2 separate regions of the Homo sapiens genome follow, and region 2 is linked to region 1. Evidence: chromatin loops called from intact Hi-C (ENCODE). Cell type or tissue: tibial artery. All regions are shown on one strand. Links, peaks and the distances in the headings refer to the core of each region. The heading gives the core; the rest is flanking DNA. Region 1 overlaps FRYL (FRY like transcription coactivator). Region 2 overlaps FRYL (FRY like transcription coactivator).

Evidence for each region. A loop is a pair of places that touch in the nucleus more often than their neighbours do. Peaks named below come from ENCODE experiments on the same cell type or tissue, not always from the same donor. Only the 100,000 strongest peaks of a DNase experiment are listed, where the experiment ranks them.
Region 2: it touches region 1 in a loop (2.2-fold over the local background); 8 of 110 quality-filtered maps call a loop at or near these places.

What each region holds. Positions count from the first base shown.
Region 1 is chr4:48,511,742-48,517,135 of GRCh38, reverse strand. It overlaps FRYL (FRY like transcription coactivator), which reads left to right. Exons shown (of 64, transcript NM_015030.2): 56 at 1,861-2,108; 57 at 4,448-4,655. Among named protein-coding and RNA genes, the nearest start is that of ZAR1, 24 kb to the right of the region's middle. In tibial artery, for the core only: no CTCF peak of the experiment used is centred there; no DNase peak of the experiment used is centred there.
Region 2 is chr4:48,565,880-48,571,273 of GRCh38, reverse strand. FRYL (FRY like transcription coactivator) reads left to right here. Exons shown (of 64, transcript NM_015030.2): 27 at 356-447; 28 at 3,854-4,026. Among named protein-coding and RNA genes, the nearest start is that of ZAR1, 78 kb to the right of the region's middle. In tibial artery, for the core only: no CTCF peak of the experiment used is centred there; a DNase peak (open chromatin) is centred at 3,023.

The sequences.
Region 1 (5,394 bases), core at 66-5,065:
TAGAGTATATTGAATATAAACTGGTGGAAGAATTAAGAAATAATCCTACTATATTATATTTAATGCTGAAGTAAAGACTCAGAGTTTGCTGCTTTCCCTGCTTAACTAAATCCAGAGCAGTGTTCTCTTACACACTTTGTGTTTTCATGGCGTTATTTCTGTGCCTTTGATATCTTCTAATCACTTTCCCTGCAATATCATCCCTACCTCATGTTTGTCAAAACATGCTGTTTCCTCCAAGGAGACTCACCTCAGTTGCCTCAACTAGATTGAGAGCTTTCCCATCATTGAGTTACCAGCACCCATTTGTATGTTGCTGATAGTATTTACCGTACATTTACCATACTCTGGTATATGTTATTGTCATTCACTTACTAGCCTAACCCTGTTAGACTAGATTATAAACTATTTGCAGTTAGGAATTATTTATACCAGAGCACTCAGCCCAGAATCTAGTCAAAATCCTTCATTTTATAGATGAGTTTTACATATGAATAAGGCCTGGGCTAGTCTAGGGTTATAGGCTCTGACTTTCTCTTACTTTTCTTATTTTGGAAGGAAAATTCTATTTTTATCCATGAAAAACAGATAAGGAGCTACTCTACAGCTGAGAAGTAACTTAGGTCCAAATACTCAAAAGAAGCTGATCTTTATTCCTAGAACTATGACCATTAGTACTTATTTTCAAATTGATTAAACCAATAAACTAAAAACTAGTGTTGATACCATCATCATATATGCTTTGAAAGTGTTTTCCTTTTTTGATAGTAGCAGCTCATTCAACCAATATCTCTTGAGCCTCTACCACTTGTCTATCACATAGCAACATTGTTTCAGTAACATTACGGTGGATAGAAAGGGCACACCACTAGTATGCTTTATAACATGTATTTTCATTATTGTTTACTTCAAATGAGGAGAATATAGTCTTTTTTGATAATGAGCTTGTGATAGTTTAATTTTCAAAAGTATAATTATCTAAAGTGTCCTAATGTCTTCTGAACTGTAGCTAAGTGATGAAGCTTTATCAATACTCAAAGCCAAAATGAGATTTTGTAGTAAGGCCACCCTAGTTGTCTAGGTTCAGCATCCTTCTGATTGGTCAGTACCTACTCCTGCTGTGTGGCAGCCCCACAGGACGAGTGGGTTAATTATTTTGAGTCATCTCTCCTACTTATATCCGGAATATACTGTGTTCCACTGTAATGAAAGCAATGACATTTCAAACAGGAGACGATTTATACTAATAATACAAAGTTTTACTTGTGTAGAGTTAGAACATATATGAGAGAAGATATTTTACCAAAGCACATATTTCCAAGTAAACACCTAAATCCTGTTACTGAAGAGAAAAAAAGTCCTCAATGTTTCTATATGATAATAGGTGATATATTTTAATTTCAAAATATTTTAAACCTATGACCGTTAAAAATAATTTATAACTGATTCAAAAACTATAAAAGTGGCCGGGTGCAGTGTCTCACACCTGTAATCCCAGCACTTTGGGAGGCCAAGGCGGGCAGATCACAAGGTCAAGAGATCGAGACCATCCTGGCTAACATGGTGAAACCCCATCTCTACTAAAAAATACAAAAAAAAAATTAGCTGGGCATGGTGGCATGTGCCTGTAGTCCTAAGTATTTGGGAGGCTGAGGCAGGAGAATCGCTTGAACCTGAGAGGCGGAGATTGCAGTGAGCCAAGATCACGCCATTGCACTCCACTCCAGCCTGGGTGACAGACTGTATAAATGAACACCACTTAATAAAACAGACTTAGATGGATGGCAATACTTATTTATTGTGTTGTAAAATTCTTTTTTTATGTGTTTATAGTTCACTAAAACTATGATTGTTTTGTAGGATACAACTTCAGTATTAAAGGAGGAACATGTTACAACCTTTGAAGATGAAGGATCCTATATAATTCAAGAACAGCAGGAATCTCTTGTGTGTCAAGGAATTCTTGATTTAGAAGAAACTGAAATGCCAGAGCCTCTAGCTCCTGAAAGTTACCCCGAGTCAGTCTGTGAAGAGGATGTTACCTTAGCTCTGAAAGAGCTAGATGAAAGATGTGAAGAAGAAGAAGCGGATTTCTCCGGACTGTCTAGGTGAGAATACAGTATCATAAACACTGTAGTGAGGGGATAATCTCTCCCCTATTCCTTCCAAAGAGTGCCCCTCTGTTTCAGTTTACTTACTTTCATTTCTTTGTGTGTTTCAGTCTGTAATCATACTTTGTGTGTTTTAGTCTAGAATCATACTATCTTCGTTTTTAAAAATAAAATGCCTGACTCTAATGGGATATTTCTTCGATTATGGACATTCCCATAAAGAAAAACAATTAGGCTATTTTCAAAGCATAGTAAGTGGTATTCCACATTTAGAAGCACACCAAATATCTATTTTGGCAGATGCCAAATGGCCAAATGTTAAAATCAATATTGGAATGAACTTCCGTGATACCACAATTTGAATCTAAAATATATTCCAAAAAATTGTTTTTACAGTTTCATGATCAGTGGTCATATTTTTAAAGTTTTATTTCTATAATAGGCGAAGCAATTATTTCTTAGATGCTAGATTGCTCCTTTTAAATGTTTATGCTCCATACATTAAAAATTTATTACCAGAAAGTATGAAGAATTCTCAAGTGGAACTTTTTCTTTACTCAAGGACTAACTTGAATAATAATCATAATAATCATATGTTATATATAGCTTTTAGGGGAAATTTTGGTGGCTGTTACGAAACTCTTAAACCAAATAATTCTTTAACACTTAGAATTATAATAGAATATCCACTGTTTAAATTTCACAAATATTTGTGGTTCAATATTATGTTTTTTATAAAGGTATCTAACTTCATGCACTCTGTGAGTGTATCTATTTCCCCATTCAACAATTTGGAGCTCCTGGATAACTGTTTTTATATAAAATTAATATTTAATAATTATCGAGTATTTCAGAATTTTACTTTTACAATAAAAATTACACCTTTATACTTCATGTGATAATAGAGTTTTAACACATACAACACATTGGAGATTTTTTTTTACCATCAACATATCAAGAATACTTACCTATATTTGAAAAGATACAATCAGATATTAACAATAAATCTTAGTGATACACCTTTTTCATATTACTGATTTGAATATGGCAGTAGCCCATGCAACCACTCAATCATTAATCATGCACAAGTTCAGGGATGCCAGAAACGATGTTATTCAGCTATTTGGCTTTCTAAAAGGCTGAAGCCAAACAGTTGACTTTGGCCAAGTACTGCAGCTGAAATAGAATGGAGCATTCCTACTAAGTGTACAGGTTATCTACCCTAGCTTATAGTATATGTGTTAAAATCATCACCACAGTGACAGTTTTAAAATTAACCTTTTTGAGGTCTCATTTGTTTTCACTTCAGATGTCTGCTTTATTTTGATTGTTTTGATTGTTTTCTCCAGTCTTTACTCGGGTCCCTCCATGCATTCCAGTGCATATGGAAGACCATATGCATTGCTCCAAAATTTCTGTAAAGCCTTATAGAACTAGCTTGTAATGCGAAACATGCAATTTTAAGACCTTGAATAACACATTTCTTTTTTATGAAGTGTCAGACTCAATATTTCTTCCTTTTTTTGGCTGAGAGTTGTAGAATGTCCAACCCAAATACATCTTCATCTTTTTCCATTGTTCATTTTTGTTTGTATAATCTGACTTTAGGGATTATAAATTATTTGAAGGAAATGGCGAGGTCTTATGTTTCTTTGGAGTCAAATCTATTATCGGCCATATTGCTAGGAACATAGTATATGCTTATGAAATAGCTGAGCTAGCCATGTGTTTCCTGGCTAATAGCATTTGGACCCGTAGTCCTGGGTTCAAATTCTGGCTCTGTCATTTCTTACCCAGTAACTAGACATATTATTTAACCTTACTGAACTTTTTATTTCAGCTTTAAAATCAAGATAATAATAGAACCTAATCCTCATATAGTTGTGAAGACTGAATGAAATTATCCATATGAGGCCCCTAACATAGCCCTTAACACAAATGACCATGATCAAAACTTTAAGAATATTATTATCACCAATGTGAGGCTGTTCAAATAAAAGCCTCCAAAATTGACCATTGAAAATGAAAGCATTCTAATCGGTATTATTCATAGAAGTTACTAAAATGAATCCATAGTGGTGGCATATTATAGGACTTGGGTTATTTTAAGGTAGTTGCTTGAAATTAGAGTTCTAATTCTAAAAATGCTAACTAGAAAGAACAGGAATTCACTTATTCACACTTTCTTACAAGATTTAGGTTGTTGTACATTTTCTAAATCAGTGTGTATGATGAATAAAAATAACCTGTCAAATGACTTAAGCTGTCTTACGTGATTGAGCCTATTCTTTTTTTCTGAGATAGTGTTATGATATTTATGATATCTGTGTTAATAGTCAAGATGAAGAAGAGCAAGATGGTTTTCCAGAAGTACAGACGTCGCCTCTGCCGTCACCATTTCTTTCTGCCATCATAGCCGCCTTTCAGCCCGTGGCATATGATGATGAAGAGGAAGCCTGGCGCTGCCACGTCAATCAGATGCTGTCTGACACCGACGGGTCCTCTGCAGTGTTTACTTTTCATGTGTTTTCTAGGCTGTTTCAGGTCAGTGAGGTTCAGGGTTTCTGAATTCATATTATAGTTACCTAATCAAGTTACAGTTTTTCTTCTAAAATCAGCATCTCCGATTTTAATATTCCTACCAGTTTTAACAAATTTTTTTTTTCTAAGCTAATGGTATTACTTACATTGACACTGTGACATTGTGGTACTGCTGGTACATTACACAATGACTGGTAGAGATTTCTCCCCTAAGGCAATTAGAATAAAACTTCAAAACAACGTCTGATATGTTTTCTGCAGTATGCTTAGGCACCATCAGGATACCAAAGAAATAAAGGCCTAAGCTCTGCCTTCAGGGAGCTTACAGTTAATATATCATAAATCAGCTTATAATCAAGGCTTAAAGTAATGGACTAAAAGTGTCCATTGACTTTGTGAGGACCTTAAAGTTTTTAGCTGTTAAGGTTGCTTCCTCCCCAATAATAAAGATAATACAAGCTAAAATTTATTGAGTACCCACTACTTGCTAGGCACTGTGCTAAAGGGCTTTACGGTAAGTGTTCTGACACCACAACTATGGAATGTAGATTTGATTTTCAGCATTCAGTGGAGAGGGAAACTAAGGCACAGAAAAATGCCACCATTTAAGTTATTGTCCTCTGAACTATCTACCACCTTTCCTCCCTTTTCTCCTCCCAAATTTTGCCCATCTTGGAAGACTCAGCTAAATGCATTTTCTTACCGAAGCCTTCCCAACCACTCCAACCTCCAGTCTCTCTCA
Region 2 (5,394 bases), core at 195-5,194, 54 kb before region 1:
GTCATATTTTTGGGAGGGTATTAGGGATTCCTTATAATTCCATGATAACAGTTTACTAATTGCTTCAATTCCAAAACTGTCTGATTAGCAAATAACCTAAAAATGTAGTATTTTACTTCCCCTGACACACAGGGGTTGTCACCATGTAAGATGTCATGTGACCTTATTTGACTCATTCATTTCAAACTGTTCACTCATACCTCTTTGAGGCAGTAGCTACCAGAGTACCCACAGTCTACACTGTACAAGCAAAATAACTTCAATGAGCCCAGAACCTCTCTCTGAGGCAGTCACATTATTCTTTCCAAGTTACACCAGCAGGATTTTAATTAATGTGTTTGTATCTTTGGAATAGAATATGAAACGGCGCAGGCGTCGAGACATTTTACGAGTACAACTGGTACGAATATTTGAACTGCTGGCAGATGCTGGTGTCATTAGTCACAGGTCAGTATTGGATTCACATTGTTAAAACTCTGGAATGATCCTAGAGAACGTAATCTCTTTTCGCTCATGAAATGTATAAAAACAGAAAAGCACCATTGCAACAAGAAAACCTGTATGTATCACTGTGAAAATTATTTAACAAATAAATATGCATTCGATACACTGACCAGTAGCTAAAAATGTATTGAAAAATCTACTACCAGAATTGGATTGCTTCTGGCAAAAAATGGATATAATGTTCCTATGATTTTGATATTTGTTGGAACCTAGTTATCTTGGCAAGTGGACAGTGGTAGCTTTTTCTGTCACAAAGGAAAAAAGATTTTCCTTTTTCTTACCTCATTTTAAAGATGTTTTTCTTCTGAGCTTGAAAAAATAATATATTCACAGGCTAAACATTGTAAAGCTTACAAATTTATTCAAATGAACTTGCTATCTATCCTGCCAGGGAAAATTATGAAATCTTACAAATATAATTCATAACTGTTTTCCACCATTCACAGATAAAACCATGAAACCTGGAGATATTGCCGCAGTAAAGGCATCTTCACACTAAGCCCAGCCCCTTGAGGAAAATTCCATCAGCTGAATGTTGAAAAATAACTATTTCCTTAGGAGGATAATGGTGTTACCTGACCGTTGAAGGAGAAATATAATAGATGTGACCATATCCAAAAAGGTCACTGAAAAGATATCTTAAGGAAAAAAAAATGGACTAGGTGCAGTGGCTCACGCCTGTAATCCCAGCATTTTGGGAGGCTGAGATGGGTGGATCACTTGAGCCCAGGGGTTGGAGACCAGCCTAGGCAACATAGCAAAATCCCATCTCTATAAAAAACGCAAACAATCAGCCAGGAATAGTGGCAGACACCAGTAGTCCCAGATACCTGGAAGGCTGAGGTGGAAGGATCACCTGAGCCCAGGACATTGAGGTTACAGTGAGCCTTGACCATGCCACTGCACTGCAGCCTGGGAAAAGAGCGAGACTTTGTCTTGAAACAAAAAGGAAAAAAAAGAAGTATTATTAATCCAACAAGTGTAGTAACTATGATAACTGCACAGCATTATTCCTTTAGCATTTCTCCCAATTATTTATTTTACCGAACACCTTTCATATGTAGCATTGAATGCTTTTGACAAATACTTTCAAAATAGATTTTTAATCAGAGTATTTAAACCATTGATTTACTTTTCTTTCTTAATAAAAAGCAAATAAAAAAAAGAAATATTGGCCGATGCAGTGGCTCACACCTGTAATCCCAGCACTTTGGGAGGCCAAGGAGGGCGGATCACCTGAGGTCAGACTATCCTGGCCAACATGGCGAAACCCCGTCTCTACCAAAAATACAAAAATTAGCTGGGCACGGTGATGCGTGCCTGTAGTCTCAGCTACTCGGGAGGCTGAGGCAGGAGAATCACTCAAACCCAGGAGGTGGAGGTTGCTGTGAGCCAAGATAGTGCCATTGCACTTCAGCCTGGGTGAGAAGAGTGAAACTCCGCCTCAAAAGAAAAAAAAAGAAAGAAAGAAATACTATTCTCTTTTCTTTCCTCCACAAAAAATAAGAGTTAAAGTTAGGAAAAGTGAAATTGAAACTTGTGGGCTTGATGCAAAAAATTAACAACCTGATACACATCTGAATCTTCTTTGGTTGCTTTAATTGTAGCATTCGTAGAAGAATCTTTGAATGGTTCTATTTTGGGGACTGCAAAATTTTGCTGTATTTAAAATTACCAAAAACTATATGACTATTAAGCAATAATGATTTTTGAACCCAGTTGTGTATTTTGTTTTGAAGTATTTTTTAAAGAGTTATTAATAGAAAGTTATTGCTATTCTGGATTTTTAAATTTTCATGGCTACGGAAAAAAATGAATTCTGAATGCCAAGAAGACAGGGAGCTTTGTTTTGTTCACCTAGTGGATTTCATGTGCCTGACACATAGAAGGTAATGAATATTTGTTAGATTAATGAAGATTTTATTCTGGTACAGGTTGTAGTCCACTAAATCAGTTTCCTATCCACTAGTAGGTCATGATCCAGAGCTTGAAAAACACTCATTTAAGGAATAAAGGAAAAAATTTGAAAAACACTTATTTAAGGAATAAAGGTCATACATTGATTCATTCAATACATATTTATTGTTGTAGACTGATCTAGTTAATATACTGTAGTACCATTGCCACTCCTAACTCTTGTTTTCATGGGTTTAGGGTATTTATTCCGAAGTTACTCATAACTAGTAAAAAAAAAATTACCTTTAAAATAATATATATTAGAAGTAATTTTCAAACATAATAAGAAAAAGCTGACCTAAACAAATGCATATGTAATAGCTAATCATTTATATAGCACTTATTGTTTACTAGGCCTTTTCGTATATAGCAGTTCATTTACATCCTTACTAAAACACTCTGGAGTAGATACTGGATATATGCTTAATGATTGGTGAAACAAGACAGGAATCCAGGACTTCTGACTCTAACCAAATACTCCATCAGTCAGTCAGTGGTTGCCAGGCGCAGACATAGATCCCTTGCCTCAAAGAAAACCTCATTGCAGATACATCTTTCTTCCTTGAGACAGGCTCTTGCTCTGTCACCAAGGCGGGAATGCAGTGACTAGATCACAGGTCTCCCAGGCTCAAACAATCCTCCCACTTTAGCCTCCCGAGTAGCTGGGACTACAGGCGTGCACCACCATGCCCGGCAAATTTTTGTATTTTTTGTAGAGATGGGGTTTCACCATGTTGCACAGGCTGGTGTCAATCTCTTGGACTCAGTGATCCACCCACCTTGGCTTCCCAAAGTGCTGGCATTACAGGTGTGAGCCACCGCGCCCAGCACATTGCAGATATTCTTAAAGGCAATTTCATAGGTATAGAAAGGTTTTGAAACCCAGTACTCTACCCTATTCTTACAAGAATTCTCTTAGATTTTTGCATCCCTGATAATACCTATCCCAGAATGTTACTAAGTGACTAATAGATATTTAATTATGCTGAAGGCACAATATGAATAGACATGGCAGCTATGAATAAATAGAACTAGTCTTTCCTCTTTCTACTTTTCTAAACTGATCCTCCCCATTTCATATGCCTCCTGTCTCTGTATTTAGAAATCTGTGTGTTTCACAGAGAGGAAACAACATTTAGCACTGAGTTGATTTAAGTTAGATATGGAGTTGAATAATATAAATTGCAATAGCAGTTCCTAGATTAAGAAGCACCATCTATTTTCATATTAAAGTAAGCAAAATCATATTCATTTAATTTTCATATATTAAGTTGCGTGCTGCCATGAGCATGCAAAATTAACATGTATTATTCTGATTTTGAGTATTAAGAATTTTTTATTTAAATCATAAAGTCCCATTTACTTCATCTTTTGTTTTCTTCAATATTTTCAGTGCAAGTGGTGGCCTTGATAATGAAACACATTTTCTCAACAACACTTTATTGGAATATGTAGATTTAACTAGACAACTCCTGGAAGCAGAAAATGAAAAAGACTCTGACACACTGAAGGATATACGATGCCATTTTAGTGCCTTAGTGGCGAATATTATTCAGAATGTTCCAGGTATTATTTTCAGTTTCTTAAAGCATTATTGAGTATTAAGGAACCGTCATATTTTTTCTTTCCTTGAGGTTTAATAATCTAAGTTGATAAAGTAACGTATGAACATACTGGAAAAATATGTCAGCATAACCTGGATGGCTGGAGTTTGTTTTCCCTTTGAATTATTGTCACTGATTAGAAATAAAAAAGCAACCCAGCATAGAATTTCAGTAATAATCAGGATACTGACACAAAAACCTGGAGAAATCAATAGAATAAGCTCTTTAGGATAGCCTTGTTTTAGATGCAATAAGCAGAGTGCAGTGTCTCATGATAATTGAGAATAAAATTAAGAAGATACTTTTGAATAATGGGAAAAGAGTATAGGCCATAAATACAAAATGTAACAAGGATACCGTGTTACTGATTTACCAGATATGTTCCAATTATTGAGTAGGGTCTATATCGACAGATACTGGTTTAGATACTAGGAAGATTAATATACACAATTACATTTTTAAAAGTTAAATTATTTACAACTGTAAGAAGTAATGTGACTAGCCTTTGGCATACACTATAAGTGTTTCTTTTTCTCTTTGAAAAATTAAAGTCACATTGTTATTTTGAATAGTATATACAGACAGTGGATACCTAAAGAACATGGGTTGTATTTTATAACAGGGTCATTAAGCACTTAATTACATATGTCAATTTCAACTGTAGGAGCCTTGTTTTCATCTTTGAAAGGAAAATGACACTGTCAAAGGAAAAGAGCATATTTTTTTCGAAATTTTCTGATCTGAAGCTCACTAATATAAAGATGTGGTTTAGTCTATTACTAAACACTTTTTTACAACTTCCACATTGGTTTATTGTGATACTGCTGAGTTTCTTCAAGAAGGATAGATGTAGAGAAATTATATAGTAGAATTTCAAAATGGGGGAAAAAAATCCTTGGAGATCATTTAAACCAGTGGTTTTCAAACTTTGGTGTTTCTCAAAGCCCTGAGGTTCTCTGATGCCATCCGCAGAAAGCAGCAGAATGTGTTTGGACACTAGGCCTGAACTGCCCTTTTATCTGTTTTATATACTGAGATTACATGTAAGCTTCCTTTAGCAGGAAAAGGCAGCTTTCCTGCTGAAAAAAAAAAATAGAAAGTTTGAAAACACGTATCTCGTCCAAAGCCCTTACTTACCAGTGAACCAAGATACAGAGGTGTGTCTGTGTTAAAATCTTGGCCAATCTTACCATATAGCCAGTGATAGCCCAGGGAGAAATGGACTCCTGGCCCCACCTCTGTGCCAGCCTTCATGTGCCATTGAGCCTGCCATGGAATTTCTGCTTGCAGAGATGCTCTATGTCATGTAATGCTGGGACAGGGTGACACA